Linked DNA regions of Mus musculus: region 1 is linked to region 2. Evidence: chromatin contacts called from ENCODE Hi-C data. All regions are on one chromosome and are shown on one strand. The core of a region is the stretch at or near the end of the contact, and the rest is flanking DNA. Distances in the headings are between cores, read along the strand shown.

The links. Hi-C counts contacts between places; a loop is a spot of excess contacts on that map.
Region 1: a map of T-helper 17 cell shows a loop between it and region 2 (38-fold over the local background). The contact joins the promoter of Pxylp1 here to the promoter of Arhgap20os in region 2. A Hi-C loop is called at or near these places in 3 of 37 maps with a recorded cell type or tissue (T-helper 17 cell and regulatory T cell).

Annotation. Positions count from the first base shown.
Region 1 is chr9:96,886,011-96,892,986 of GRCm38, forward strand. Pxylp1 (2-phosphoxylose phosphatase 1) reads right to left here and starts at 3,464. Exons shown (of 6, transcript NM_001289647.1): 1 at 3,349-3,464.
Region 2 is chr9:51,872,073-51,879,258 of GRCm38, forward strand. It overlaps Arhgap20os (Rho GTPase activating protein 20, opposite strand), which reads right to left and starts at 3,813. Exons shown (of 4, transcript NR_033560.1): 1 at 3,631-3,813.

The DNA.
Region 1 (6,976 bases), core at 2,214-4,713, about 45 Mb after region 2:
TGGGTGGCTGGCTCTCTCCCTCTGAAGGCTAGTCTCTTGTTTATTCCCTGAGTGCACAGGGCTCTAGTAGACAGGGCCCACAGCATCTCTAGAGGGAGGTGGCTCCCCAAGGCTAGACCCCTCTGACCAACCTGGTTCAGTGGACCAGATCCCCAGGGTACACTCCGGACACAAGCTTACAACAGCCAAATGTCTTCCCATCTGGCCATGACCATTTCGTAGACAGCTTCCCAGGCCTTTTAAGAACCAGAAGAGTGAGCCCAGAAAACGTTTCTTTCCATCACTGTGAGATCATTTTCTTCTAGCTCAGCGATTCTGCCCCTAAGCGGTAACCCCTATACCAGAATGTGGGCATTCTCCTTTCCTAGCAACCAGAGTCCTGTCGGGGACAGAACCGGGAGCTGAACTCTCTTCTGGATCGTTAGGACTCCACTGTTCTATCTTCTCTCCCACCCCTTTCATACAGTGGCATCTCTCTTTCTCTCCCCACCCTTCCTTTCTCACTCTCAAACTGCAGGCATTAATTAAACCCCTTCTAGAAAACAAGATTTTTTGCCAGCTGCAGGAATTCTGGCCAAACCTGAACAGAGACAGTCTGGGTGAGAAAGATAAGCTAATGACAACCAGGGCAGCACAGGTCCCCACAAACAAGTGGCACTCTGAATTCCAGCTGTCCCCAGATTCCCAAGAGAAGTGGATAGAGGCCCTACAGCAGGGACTCCGGGTATGTTCTTCCTCAAATTGGCCTTTCACATGACAAAAAGCTGGATTTTGCTTTCTCTGCCTAGCGAAAAACTACTCCTGATAGGCCAAAGCAATCCCCCCCCCCAACGCTGGACTCCCCCCCCCCCAGCAGAACTGTAAAACATACTGCCAGGAATGTACATGCAAGGGCACTCCAGGGCTGCCACGGTAACCAGGTCTGAGGTGGGTAGCACCCACCAGAGTGAGATCATCACAGCCTGAAGTGGGGAAGGTGGGGTTCTGCAAGGAACCCCCAACTCCTTACCAGCTTCCTCCATCAGCAGGCAGAGGTGGAGGATGTCCCAAGAAGCCAGGGCTACCAGGTGTGGTGGTACAAGTCTTTAATCCCAGCACTTGGGACCTGAGGTCAGCCTAGTGTACACGGAGTGCCAGGCCAGCCAGAATAAATGAATGAATGAATGAATGAATGAATGAATGAATGAATGAGAATGGTATGCAGAAGCTAGGTCCTCAGCCCAGGGTCTGCAGGATAAGTCTTGGTGGACTTTTCGCCTCTCAGTAGGCAGCCTTGAGGCCTCCCCAGAACTCCCATTATCCTCCCATTCCTATCTCTAGGGTGAAGAGAACTGTTTCGTTCTGTAAAAGTCTGGAATCTCCACTGAGGGACAGGTCCAGCTGTCAGAGCCTGACCTCGAAATTGAACGTTCTATCCCGTCTCTTCCCCTTCACACCCCGTCTTACCAGACAGAGAACTTGTCTCCAGCAGGAGAGACTTTAACATTTATATATATGTATATTCAGATCTGTTGGATTGAGAGATATTTTGAAAATACTACAGCCCAGTGGAAGGCATGGGTTGTGGGCTCAAGACAGATACATGAAGTTTGCTTTGTTTTTGTTTTTGTTTTTGTTTTTAAATAAACATTGAGTAACAGGCAGGGGCACCTGGCCAGGTCCTAAAGGTCACCCCAGCCCTGCAGGTATTCAATCCTAGCCAGAAGGACTCCTGAGAGCAGCCTATCACTGTGAGGACAGGAAGATTCATACAGGAAATTGAGAACACTCAGAAGGGCCCTACTGAGCCCCACTGTGTTCTTGGCTAATTACTTATCTATTCAATAGAAAAGGAATATTGAACTAATCACTACCAGAGCCATCAAAGAGAAACCACAGAGACAGGGCAGTCCTACAGCCCAGAGTGCTGTGCTCCAGGCGGTCCACGCTGCCACGGGTTCCCATCTGCAGCCTCCCAAGGTATCTGTGAGGGCAGGCTGGCCCAGAGCCAATCCTAAAAGAGAAATACCCTTTATATGTTCTTTCTCTGACTAGGCAATTAATTTAATCTAAGATTTAATGAAAGACCCCAGAAGGGAAGGGGTGAACGCACACGCTGGGCTGTCACCATGCCATCTCCACTTCTCTCCGGGGACCATGAGGCTTTCCAAGCCATCTGCTTTAAATCCTCTTCCCACAGATGTCACCACAGGGCACCAACACCTCTGAGGAGGGGGCTGGTGCCAAGCCCGACCGACAGTTCCAGAGGGTAGGCTGGGCTCATCACTGTCTAGTCCATAGTCAGGGTCCAGCCTGGGACTTGCCGCAAAGAGCAACAAATGTCCCTAAGCCATGGAACTCTCCCAGAGCCCCTCCTTGATCACTCACTCATCCCACATTTCCCTATCCACACCAGATCTGATCCAGATTCCTAACTGGTTTTTACCTGTTGAATGTTTAGGAAGCATCCTTGCCTTTCCACAAAGACACGGGCCCACCCTAGAGGGGACAGTTACGTTCCCAGAGCTGTGGTGAGAGAGTGGGGATGTGGCTCCATTTCCCCAGCATAGCTAAATCTTCCCCGATCCACAGGTACTACTGACAGCCAGTCACAGCAGCAAAGAAAACCTGCTCCATATTTGTGGGTAGCAAAGCCGGCTTCTTTTTAAGAAATCGCAACCTATCCAAGTTCACCAAGCAAAAGCAAGCAAAGAAGTAACCACACTGTCCTAAACAGAACACTGAGCAAGCATAACCTGCACGCGTGAAGTGGCCCTGGGCTGGGCCCAGGGTTCCTGCGCCGCAGGCAGCAGGTAGCTGGCGAAGCACCAGCCCCACCCCCGGGGCAGGCCCTGAAGTTGCAGCCCCTTTTTACCTGGACACTGCAGCTATGGGACAGCCGGGAGAAGGGGGACCCCGGAGCTCAGATTCCCGCTGAGTCGTTCAGCAGGAGCGCCTAGGCAGAATGGGACCCCGCTGGGGTGGCGGCGGGGACCGTAGGAGCAGAGCTGGGAGGGAGAGGCGAGCGGCAGGCAACCAGGAGGAGGTAGGCGTGGGAGGGCTTGAGGGAGAAAAGGGGGTGTGCGGGCAGGCTTCTAGGGTGCAGGGCTGAGAAAGGGGAGACGGATCGGAGGGCAGGGACCCCTCTCCAACGCGGGGAGGGTATGGGGAGAGGTGGCAACTGGGGAGCGCGTAGATAAGGGAAAGAGCTTGGTGGCAGGGCTCACACCCGCTGCTTGGAAGCCCGCCCCTGCCTCCGGATCTTGGCATCGCGGACACCTCTCCGGGGTCGCCCCCCAAGACCCTAGACACAAGCCCGCCTTGCGAGAAGCCTCACAACCGCTGGGACCCGGCGCGCACCACACTCACCGCCTACGGTCCCGGCCTCCGTCGCTGTGCGTAGGGATCTCCACCCGCAGCCAGCTCCTCCTGGCGGGAGTGCAGGCGGCGGTGGCGCGCGCAGGCCGCCAAACTCGGGGTTCCGCAGCGCCCCCTACCGGGACCGCCGGGTCCCTGCCCGGCCCGACGCGCTCAGGGCGCCCTGGAGCTCCGCCCCGCAGGCGGCCGTGCGGGACCAGCAGGCTGCGGCGACCCGCATCCCGGGCCTTGGAGGCACACATGGCCTGGAGTGTCCAAACAGTCATCCAGACAGGCTCCGGTCGCGCCGTCCGGGTCCGGGAAAGCGCGCGCACTCGGAGCGCACAGGGCCTATGCTCCTCCCTATGCCGGACTTAGGACCCGGGAGGGTGCCATGGCCCCAGGACACTGCCCTGGACCCGTCCCAGCCTTGGCTAGGGTGCTTTGTGACTGCGTGCCTAACTCCGCGCCGCGGATCTAGCTGCGGATGTGGGTCCTGCGGTGCCTCGTGGACTCAAAACTGGCATATCCTAGCCACCGTGCCACCTCCACCCAAGCGCCTGTCCCGCGCTTCTCTTCCGGCGCGGGCCACATCCGGCCTGTGTCTACTCTAGACCTGGCAGTAGTTTTGTCCCTAAAGGCCTGCAGGCATCCACCCTTGAGAGGTCGTGGCTGTGTCACGGGGGCGTTTCTGCATGACCCCAGGGCTGCCAGCCAAAGACCCGCGCAGCACTCGTTCTATAAAGCTGTGTTTGTGGGTCTTTTGTTGTTGTTGTTTCAAATGCTGTAAAAAAGGATCTCACCAACCACAATTGTGAGATTGCCTTTGTTGTCAGTTCTGGGACTACAGTGACACCCTTGTGCCTCTCTCAACTGCAAAAGAGGTGCGGTTTTGAGGGTAGCGCATCACTTGATTTTCCCTAACTCATTCGATAGTGACTAAATCAAAACACTTTATATTTTATCCATATTTTTACCTCCAATTTCTCCCCTCAAATCAGCTAGATTCTACTTCCCTAGCCTGCATTCCATTTACCCCCATGGTCCAGCCATCTGGAATGCCTTCTCTGTTCAATGCCTTGATGGCCAGCTGGCACTTGCCTGAGGACACTAGTTACTATCCCTCTCACCCAATTACCCAGGCTCAACACCACCTTCAGCCTGCTTATCCCTTCAGTACTAGCGACAGCTTTCTCCAATACGTGAGCATGAAATCTCACTCCCCGTTAAATTCCTACTTGGGCTGGCCCTCAAGGACCACCACAGTCCAGGCATCCTATCCAACACAGACTCTTCCTTCTCGCCACGGACTCTTGACAGTTCTGCTCTAATTCCAAGTTCCACTCCTTCACAAGTCACACAGGCTGCAGATGACAGACAACTCCATCCACACTAGCCCAAAGCAAAATACATACATACATACATACATACATACATACATACATACATACATACATACATCAGAAAAGGGGGTTAGGGCAGGGCTTGTCAGCTTCAGGCCTGGAACTTGACCCCAGATGCTCAGCTTTGCTTTCTCTCAAGTCTACTACCCTTTCAGGAACACGGGAGTCTCCAGCCGACGCAGGCTCGCAACTCTGCCTCCACCACAAACCCAGCCTCTCTCTGCAAACTACCCAGGCCTGATTTTGTTCTGGATGGAGCCCTTGTGGGTCTGTGCCACATCTTCTGTAACCCATAGGCGTATGTTCCCTTTCTTGGCTACTTACTTACCCTTCCCATGGGATATGTAGACAGTCTTAGGTTCAACATGACCACAAGAGGATGAAAGGTGACTCGGGCATCATTTCTCTACAAAAATTTGCCACTATCCCACTCGACTGGGGTATTCTCCACTATTCTTCTGGAAGTGGGAACAGGTCTCCTCTGCCTGAATCTTCCTCCACGCGGCACTTAGAGTTTCCATCGTTGCACCTTCCTACAATCCAGGTTAATACCGGATACCACGATCATCTTTCCCTCTTTCCTTCAACCTCTATTCCCTGAACACTTCGACATTTTTCCCACTCTGGAGAAAGCATTCCACCTCCTTTCCTGAGGGTCTTTAAGGGTTGAAGGGTTTCCAGGGAAGGGAAAAGGAGAGGTTCCTACAGGGGAGAATGGCAAGCCTCCCTCTGCAGTGATAAAATAGGGTATCTGTCTGAGGCAGCTGGAGCCACTTGGCTAATGGCTGGGGAGGCAGTGCCAACGAGTGTAGCTCCCAGATATCCTCAAGCAGGAAGCGGGAGCAGATTTCTCTCATGCCAGATACCAACATAATACTGGTTATCCAAATACATGATCCAAGTTATCCCCTACTATCCTCCAAGTGAAATAAAAATTCTATTTCTCTGGCCCTGGCAACCAAGAGAGTCCTGACTAGGACAAGCCCCCAACCCAGCACAGTGTCACACGCTCCTGAAAACAGTGCCTGTCACCTTCATTACTCATTTGCTAGAGCAGCGAACTGTGCCCCTGGATGACCATAAAACAGAGAACTAGCACGGTGCCAGGACTCACACCCTCCCCCTTGAACTGTTTGCTACAGGAAAACACCCACCATTTATTGAATGAAAGCTGAGCCCACCTGTCCTCTAAAAACATTGGGCAGCACCAAGTCTTGAATAGTCTACTAGGCAGCACACGCTGCCACATTGCCCCAGCATCCCTAGTTGGACTGGAGTAGCCATCAGCGGATGAACACCTTCAAGGCCATCTCACCCCTGGAGCAAAAAGCCTGCAAATATTTGCACAGCCTCCTTTGTCTGGGGACTTACAAAACCTGCTCCCTGTCCCCTCCCTTCTTACAGGGCCACATTGCCACAGGGTGCCTAGTCTGAGTTAACAAACCGCCATGCCAACGGTCTTCCTAGGGAGAAAAACAGGTTGCGTTATTTGAACCAGTTTCTACATTGCAAAGACCTGAATTGCTCACAATTCCGCCTTACTGCCAAATCTATTGACACCACAAAATATTTCTGTGCTGCCTACCACCATATTCAGATGGACAATATTATTTCCAAATTCTCTTCACCGTGGGTTTGGTTTTCTTTGGTGATAGCTAGAATGTCCATTCACTACAGGAATGTGGAGAAATACTAAGTGCTCAAATATTAAAGGTTAAGATAAAAAATTATTCAGGATAGATTTCTTGTTGATTCATAGAGCAGAGAGCATCAGACTGACTGGCATATTTATATTAAATGGAAATTGCCCTGTCTACCCCACATCTGCAACCCCAGCACCTTGGAGAGAGAAATACCTTGCAAAAGGTTAAAGGTCTGTTTCTTCGGTGGCTGCAGAGCTGCTGCCTAACACAAGCTCCTGGTTTAGAGAGGCAGACCCTCCCCCAGCTCCAGGGTGGTCTATCCTCATTTATGCATGCACGGTTCTTTGTCCCTACTACCAGCTGTGGTCCCTTCCCCCACCCCCAACAAGCTTATTATAAAAGCCCCTTCCCACTCCTGAGAGCAACGAAGGAGGGTGAACTCATTTTCCCATCTATCTGGGGGAAATTTAATTATAAAGTCAAATCTGGAAGAACAGAGCACAAAATAACCACATTAAATAAAGATAAAAGAGGGCTCTGAACCTGACTGTGAGCCAAAAGAAGAAGAAAAAATAATCACACAAAAAAAATTAG
Region 2 (7,186 bases), core at 2,563-5,062:
AACTGCAGCTGGACTATCCAGAACTCTCACTAGTCATTTTGTATCTTCTCATTTGGTCCAATGCTCAAAAAAAAAAAAATTATATATATACTCATCAAGTTCTATTATGTGCTGGGCACTATTATCAATGCTGGTAATATGACTGAATAAGATCATTTGTCATATCCTGATGAGAAACGACAAAAGTACATTGTTGTGAAACACTGTCTTATAGGTATGATATAGGCACTGCAATCTTGAACTCTTCACAGCTGCAATTAACTGCACAAGATCAGGTGATTCCCTTAAGGAGAAGGGAGAGGTTCGTGACACTCCACAGGCACACACACCACACACACCCAAGACCGTAAAGGCAGTGCACTGCTGCTGAGGGTAGAGAGTGGAAAGGGGTCATGAGGCATGGCCTATAGGCAATTAGTAGTGGCTAGAGAAGAGATAGACACTTTCTTCAGTGGTGTAGATTGTCCATGCTCATTTAAGTAAACTTACTTAAATTCGTTGGAATCAGAAGAGAAGGAGAAGAGAAATAACTAGTAACAGAGGACAAATACCATCCAAATAAATTATCTACATCTAACACATTATTATATACAATCAGTACATCCTAATTTTAAAACACAAGGGGCAAAGTGTGGTACCAGGTGGTGACTGGTTCCTCAGATGACGACTCTGAATTCTTTAGTCATCTTTGGACAACAGAGCAGGCCATTTCCCTCAGCTGCAGTGGTCCCCACCTCACTGGGAAATTGAGTCCTCAGCAGCCAGCAGCCATACTTAACGACCACCACCATGTCGTCCCTCCCCCCCCCCAAGTCAGCTGAACTCCCCCTCCCCCTGTGGGACCTTGCTTCATCAGCCACGCAGGCCCGCCCCTCTGCTCTCCACCTTTGTGCCCATCATTCAGTAACTTCCACTCTGTTCACAGATGTTTGTCTGTTTGTTTTTTACTTTCTCACAGTTCTAAAGCTCCTCGGCTATTCCCCAGTGGGTATTAGGCAAGATCTCATCTGGATTCATCCAGTTACCATGTAAGGAGTCACAGAAATGGCATGATAGATTGACAATGCTCCCGTGACCACAGAACTACCACACATTATGGAACTATATCAATCACTTCTTTGTAACAAATACAGACAAGAAGCAACATAAGGACAGTCTTGAAGGAACAATCCACCGTAGTGGAGAATACGTGCTGGCAGGAATGGCTTTTAGCAGTTTGGAACTCAAATATCAGTGGGCCAAAGGTAGAGAAGAGGAACCCAGGCACTCACCTGGCTGTATTCACTTTCCAGTTTCATTTAGTTCAGGAACCCAGCCTGTGGAATAGCATACCACCACATCCAGAAGTTCCCCCACCCCCCGCCCCCCAAGTCAATGCTTTCTGGAAACACCCTCACAGATGTTCACCAAAAAAATGTTTTAGGTACTTCTTAACCCAATCAAATTTACAAGTGAAATGGACCATTGCAGGTCCTTCCTTAAGTCTTACCTTAAGTCTTAAGACAAACCCATGCGACCCATCACAAGTGCTTCATTTTGTTGCCAGACAACTTAAGACTGTTTAGTACTTGCCTCTATGCACTTTCCCTCTATCATCCCACCTGCCTCACCGCATGCTATGCTTCACCGGTTTGCCTGTAAAACAGCCTTCTTGCACTGGATTCAATGTCATGGTGGCCCTAAACAGTGATATTCCTAAGATATGTCCTGAGCTCTCTGCTCACCTCTCTGTTACATCTTAAATCTAAATACAGCATGTATTCTGGAGACGTCATCTTCTGATGAGAATGAAACATCTTGAGATACTGATGACCCAGACATCACTTGCATGTGACAAAGATGCACAGCATGTACACAGAGACTGGAGCATGTAAATTGATGGGATCTGGTCAGTTCTATGAATTACGTCATCGTCTGTGTCTTGCTCACAACACTGTGCTCATATACAACACAAGCATTAAAAGTCTGGGAGAAGTGCCGGAGGGAATCAGTGAACCTTTCCTTGCAACTCCGTCCCAGGAGATCTATACTTCAAGATCAAAATTAAAACCCAAAACAGATACATGTTTGTGAAAAATAAACACATAGCAAGAAAAGCCTTCCATGAGTCTCCACTTTTCAAAAGACAAAAATACTGATTTATTTGTTACACACTCAAGGCCCTACATGATGAGCCCTTGATGTCTGTGTCCAGTTCATCACCCTTAGACTTGACATTCATGCTTTCGTTGGGTCTTGAGAACCCACACACTAAAACACAGCTCTAAGCAAAACAGATAAGGTGCCTGCAACCAAAAACCTGAGAGAGCCAGTTAAGCAGTTTGTGCTTCCCTGCACTTGGGATCCACCACTCTCCCCCATGCTATCACATCATTCAATCATAAACAAACATTCCCCCAAGCACTTCCCTGTGCCCTGCCGCAGCTGCGCTGGAGTTACAGCTGTGACCCACAAAGCAGGGCCTCTGCCCCAGGAGTCTCACATCAATGATCCAAAACCAGATGGGAAAACACAGGAGGAGGAGGTTTAAGGGTGTGAGCCAGGCAGTGGATTAGGCTAGTGGGCCAAGCAAGCATCCCTCCAGCTGGCGTTCTCTAAACGCATACCCAGATGACAAGAAAGGACTTGACATAAGGGAAGAAGTGGGTTCAAGGCTTAAGAAGGGAAATGTTTGACCTTGTTAGGGAGTTATTGTGAGGCAGAGGAGGAAGAGGTAATAAAAGTGGAGAGAATCAGAAAGGTGCGCAGGAGCGGGTTGCAAAAGGGCTCCGGTTATCCGGAAGGCGTAGATGCGGCTTGCATGTAGCCACGCGGGACGCGGCTTGATCAGGAGAGTAGACTCAGAGAAAACGTACTGCCACAGTACTGAACACGAGTGGGGGTTGGGTGAGGAAGAGAGAAGCTAGAGTCCAGAGAAGCCAGGGGTTCTAAAGAGTCTCCATGTGGCCCTGTTCTCCCTCGCCCCGACGTTAAGGTTTCTGGTTTATGTCTTGCCTTCCTGACTGGACAGGTGCTGACAGAGCAGAGGGACAGTGTAGTATTCCTTCTTGGTTCCCTCGCGCCCACGAAGTTTATAAATTAATTGCTCGTGTTCAGCTTGGGGAGAAAGGAATGGAGATCGAGGAAGGTTTTAGAAAGTAAATGACATTTGAGGTAAACCACTAAGGAGGGGGAAATTAGACACATGGGACTCGGGAGGGTGGAGAGGGCAGTGTGTTGAAATGGGGGGGGGCGTGGGGAGAGAAGACGGGGATGTGGGGGTGAGCACAGCAATGCTGGGATCTGCTGAGGCCGAGCCTCAGAAAAGGTAAATTGGAAAGACTAGAAAGCTGGATTAGGGTGGGATTAGGGCAGTTTCTTAAATGCTTTTTTTAATCTAAGGACAGAAGAGTGCTACTACTCGTTTTCCAGCAGAGGAATGAGGGGGAAAAAATAAATCCTATAAGAAACTTAAAATGAAGCTGCTGGAATAAGGAAGGATAAGAACCAGGAAAGGCAAGAATAAGTGAGTTCAGGATAAGGGTGGCGGTGAGTCACCTGGAACAGCCGCCGCTCTTCCCCCGGAGCAAAGCATGACCTTTCTGAAAGCCTGCAATCATGCCATTACAGGATATTTATCTGTGGACTTACAGCGACAGCAAGTCGCCACGACTTGTACCTGCTCCGTGTACGCTGCGACAGCTGAGTAGACTGTATGGTGATTTACAGCAGCAGAGTCTAGAAATCCAAGTGGGGCACGGGCACGGGCACGGGCACGGGCACGGGCACGGGGGAGCGTCCTTGCCGCATGCTCAAACCGCACAAACTCAAGAGAAAGGAGGCGAGCCCTTCAGCTCTTTTATAAGGGCTCTAACTCCAGTCACGGTGAAGGGAGCCCTTGTTGTCCAATCTTCTCAGAAGGGCCTCACCTGTTGAAAGTACCGGTTCGCCATTAAAGTTTAGCACCTGTGTTTGGGCAGACACGCCCTTGTTTAAGCCATAGCATTTCTGAAAGTGCGTATTCCAAATGAAGTGCTCACCATCCAGCACCTGAGAAAATTAGAAAGGGCTAAGAGGCAACATCAGAAGGCAGACCAGGGGCAGGTGAGAGGCAGGGGGCAAAACAAGCTTGGCTGTGAGGAGGTGTTTGTGTTCTCTTTGCATTTTTCTTCTTGTGGTCTAGTTGCCATCCACGTGCAGCATTGGTTGTTTTTCCATGAAGATGCTCAGCTGATTTACTCCCTGCCAGCTGTTGCTGAGTGCTTCCTCCATCACAGGGCACCTCTCTCCCACAGTGCTTGGAGCACTGGTGGGGAACAGAGCTCTGCCTCAGGTTCCTCTCTGCCCTCCATTCCATCACCATCTCTTCCTGCCCTTGTCCGTGTATACAGCCTGAGCCTCAGAAGAAGGACAGGAGCTGATGGTTAACATGCAAAATATGTTTTTCTAACATAATCTATATTCATAGAAAGTTTATAAGATAGTCGAAATTATGGTTCCCATTTCACAGATGGCAAAGCTGACAGGCAGCTAACACACATATGGGTGGTGGATCTGACCCAGGTCAGTGACCCTAAACACAGATCATCAGTATTGCTTTTATAACCCTAAAGATATAGGAAGGTGTTCACTTAAAACTAGCTCCACAACATCGCTAGAGACCCAGCAGAAAACCCTGTCACTCCATCTCTACCTGAAACTAATGTGCCCTCTTCTGTATGCTTAACCTTCTACCCACACAAAGTTACAGTTTCTAAAATTCACATACCGTGACAACAAATGTATCCATTTAATTAACTTATTTTGGAAATCTCTTTTTAGGAAAACACTACATGAGTGGATATTTTGGTCTTTTCTAGTGCCCTGTTATTTCAATATATATATATATTGAATATGTGTATATATTTACACATATATAAAATACATATTATACATGTATATAATACACATATGTATATATACATATACACATATACATATATATTCTAGTATTTGATACATGTGTCATGTGAAATACTTTTAAGATACAGACTTAAAAATGGGACTTCTCAGTGTTTGGGGTTTTATTATTATTGGTTTGTTTGTTTTGTTTCCTGGTTTTTTTGTTTGTTTGGTTTGGTTTTGATTTTTTTTGAAACAGTGTCTTATGGCTGGCTTTGACAATTCCTCAGTAGCAGAGGCGGTCTTTGAACTCCCGTTCCTGCCGTTTCTCCCTCCTAAGTGTGGGGGGTAAGAGCTGTTTACTCTGGGTTGAGACACCGGAGTGTGATGAGGCATTCTCTACACCTTTGAAATATTTCATAATTAAAACGTCACTTTGAGTTGAAGGGTTATGATTTTTTTTTTGCCTGCCGTTGTCAGTGGCTTAAATTAAGACTTAGAAAGGAGCAAGATCTGTGAAAACAGATGTCCAGATTAAAATAACCTTAACATAAATGTACCATTCCAAAGAAAATCAAATTTACTAGAGATACATTATAGGTTAAAAATGATTTTTTTATGCACACAAGCTACAGAGGCATATTTAGAAATAGTCTTAATATAAAGATGTCAGCTGGAATGAGAAGGCATGGGTTGGAGTGGACAAAACAGAAGCATGAGGCCTGTGTTTACTTTTAATACACAGAACTTGGCTTCAACTGGCCAAAGCTCTATGGTTGTGAGCAACAGAAACTTACTGACTGAAGCACAAAAGGGAATGTTTTAGAAAGCTGATGTCAAAGTGGTCAGGAGGCTGCAGAGCCAGGATGGGCTCCATAAACACCTGGAGGACCAGGCAGCACGGACCAGGGAGAAGTTAGGTGAGAAGTTGGCAGAGGCTGAGCCTCCATGGCTACAGAGACATGGCCAGGGCCACAAGAAGCACTACTGTTCCCATTAGACCCCAAACTGGCTGGGCTGACTAAGCCAAAGCTCCTGGTGCCTTCCTACCTTCAAAAGAGCAAACACGGGTCAAAGTGAACTATGTTTAGGTAGGACAGTATAAAACTGACTTTCACTGAGCAGCATGGCCAGGGCTGGCTGCTCTCCATCCAAACTGAAGAGTGAATTCATACCTTGCAGAGTCCCCTAAAGCTGCTAGTGTTAGTTAAGTGCACTGGCTTGTTTTGTGTGTCAACTTGACACAGGCTGGAGTTATCACAGAGAAAGGAGCTTCAGTTGAGGAAATGCCTCCATGAGATCCATCTGTAAGGCATTTTCTCAATTAGTGATCAAGGGGCCTCCCCCTTGTGGGTAGTACCATGTCTGGGCTGGTAGTCTTGGGTTCTATAAGAAAGCAAGCTGAGCAAGCCAGTAAGAAACACCTCTCCATGGCCTCTGCATCAGCTCCTGCTTCCTGACCTGCTTGCGTTCCAGTCCTGACTTCCTTTGGTGATGAATAGCAATGTGAAAGTGTAAGCTGAATAAACCCTTTCCTCCCCAACTTGCTTCTTGGTCATGATGTTTGTGAAGGAATAGAAACCCTGACTAAGACAGTTAAGGTTTTACTGCTGTGAACAGATACCATGACCAAGGCAACTCTTATAAAGAAAATGTTTAATTCGGACAGGCTTACAGGTTCAGAGGTTCAATCCATTATCATCAAGGCAAGAGCATGCAGTGTACAGGCAGATGTGAGACTGGAAGAGCTGAGATTTCCACCTCTTGTTCCGAAGGCAGCTAGGAGAAGATTGACTTCCAGGCAGCTAGGATGAGGGTCTTAAAGCCAATGCCCACAGTGACACACTTCCTCCACAAAGGTCACACCTACTCCAACAAGGCCGCACCTCCAAATAGTGCCAAGCATATTCAAACCACCACACTGCTCACAAGAAGTTACAAATGGCCCAGGAGGAACTAAGGGACTCTGAGCAACAGTGGATATCTGTCGTAAATGGAGACTGGATTTTAAAGACATGACTCTGATCATATTTGGCCCTGAGTTAACCTTGAATAAGAAAATTTACAAATAATAATGCAATATAAAGACAGGCCTAGTCTGGGTGTCTCTCTCTGAAGACCATTGAGCCACCAGTCCTGGACATTTACTAATTCTGGAAACAATGCTCATGTAATGTTAGGTGTGTGTGTGTGTGTGTGTGTGTGTGTGTGTGCACGCGCGCGCGCGCACGCGTGTGGTGTGTGTGTATGTGGGTGGGTACATGTGTGCATGTGGATATGCATCTGTGGAGATCCTCACCTCATCTTTGAGACAAGAGTCACTCAC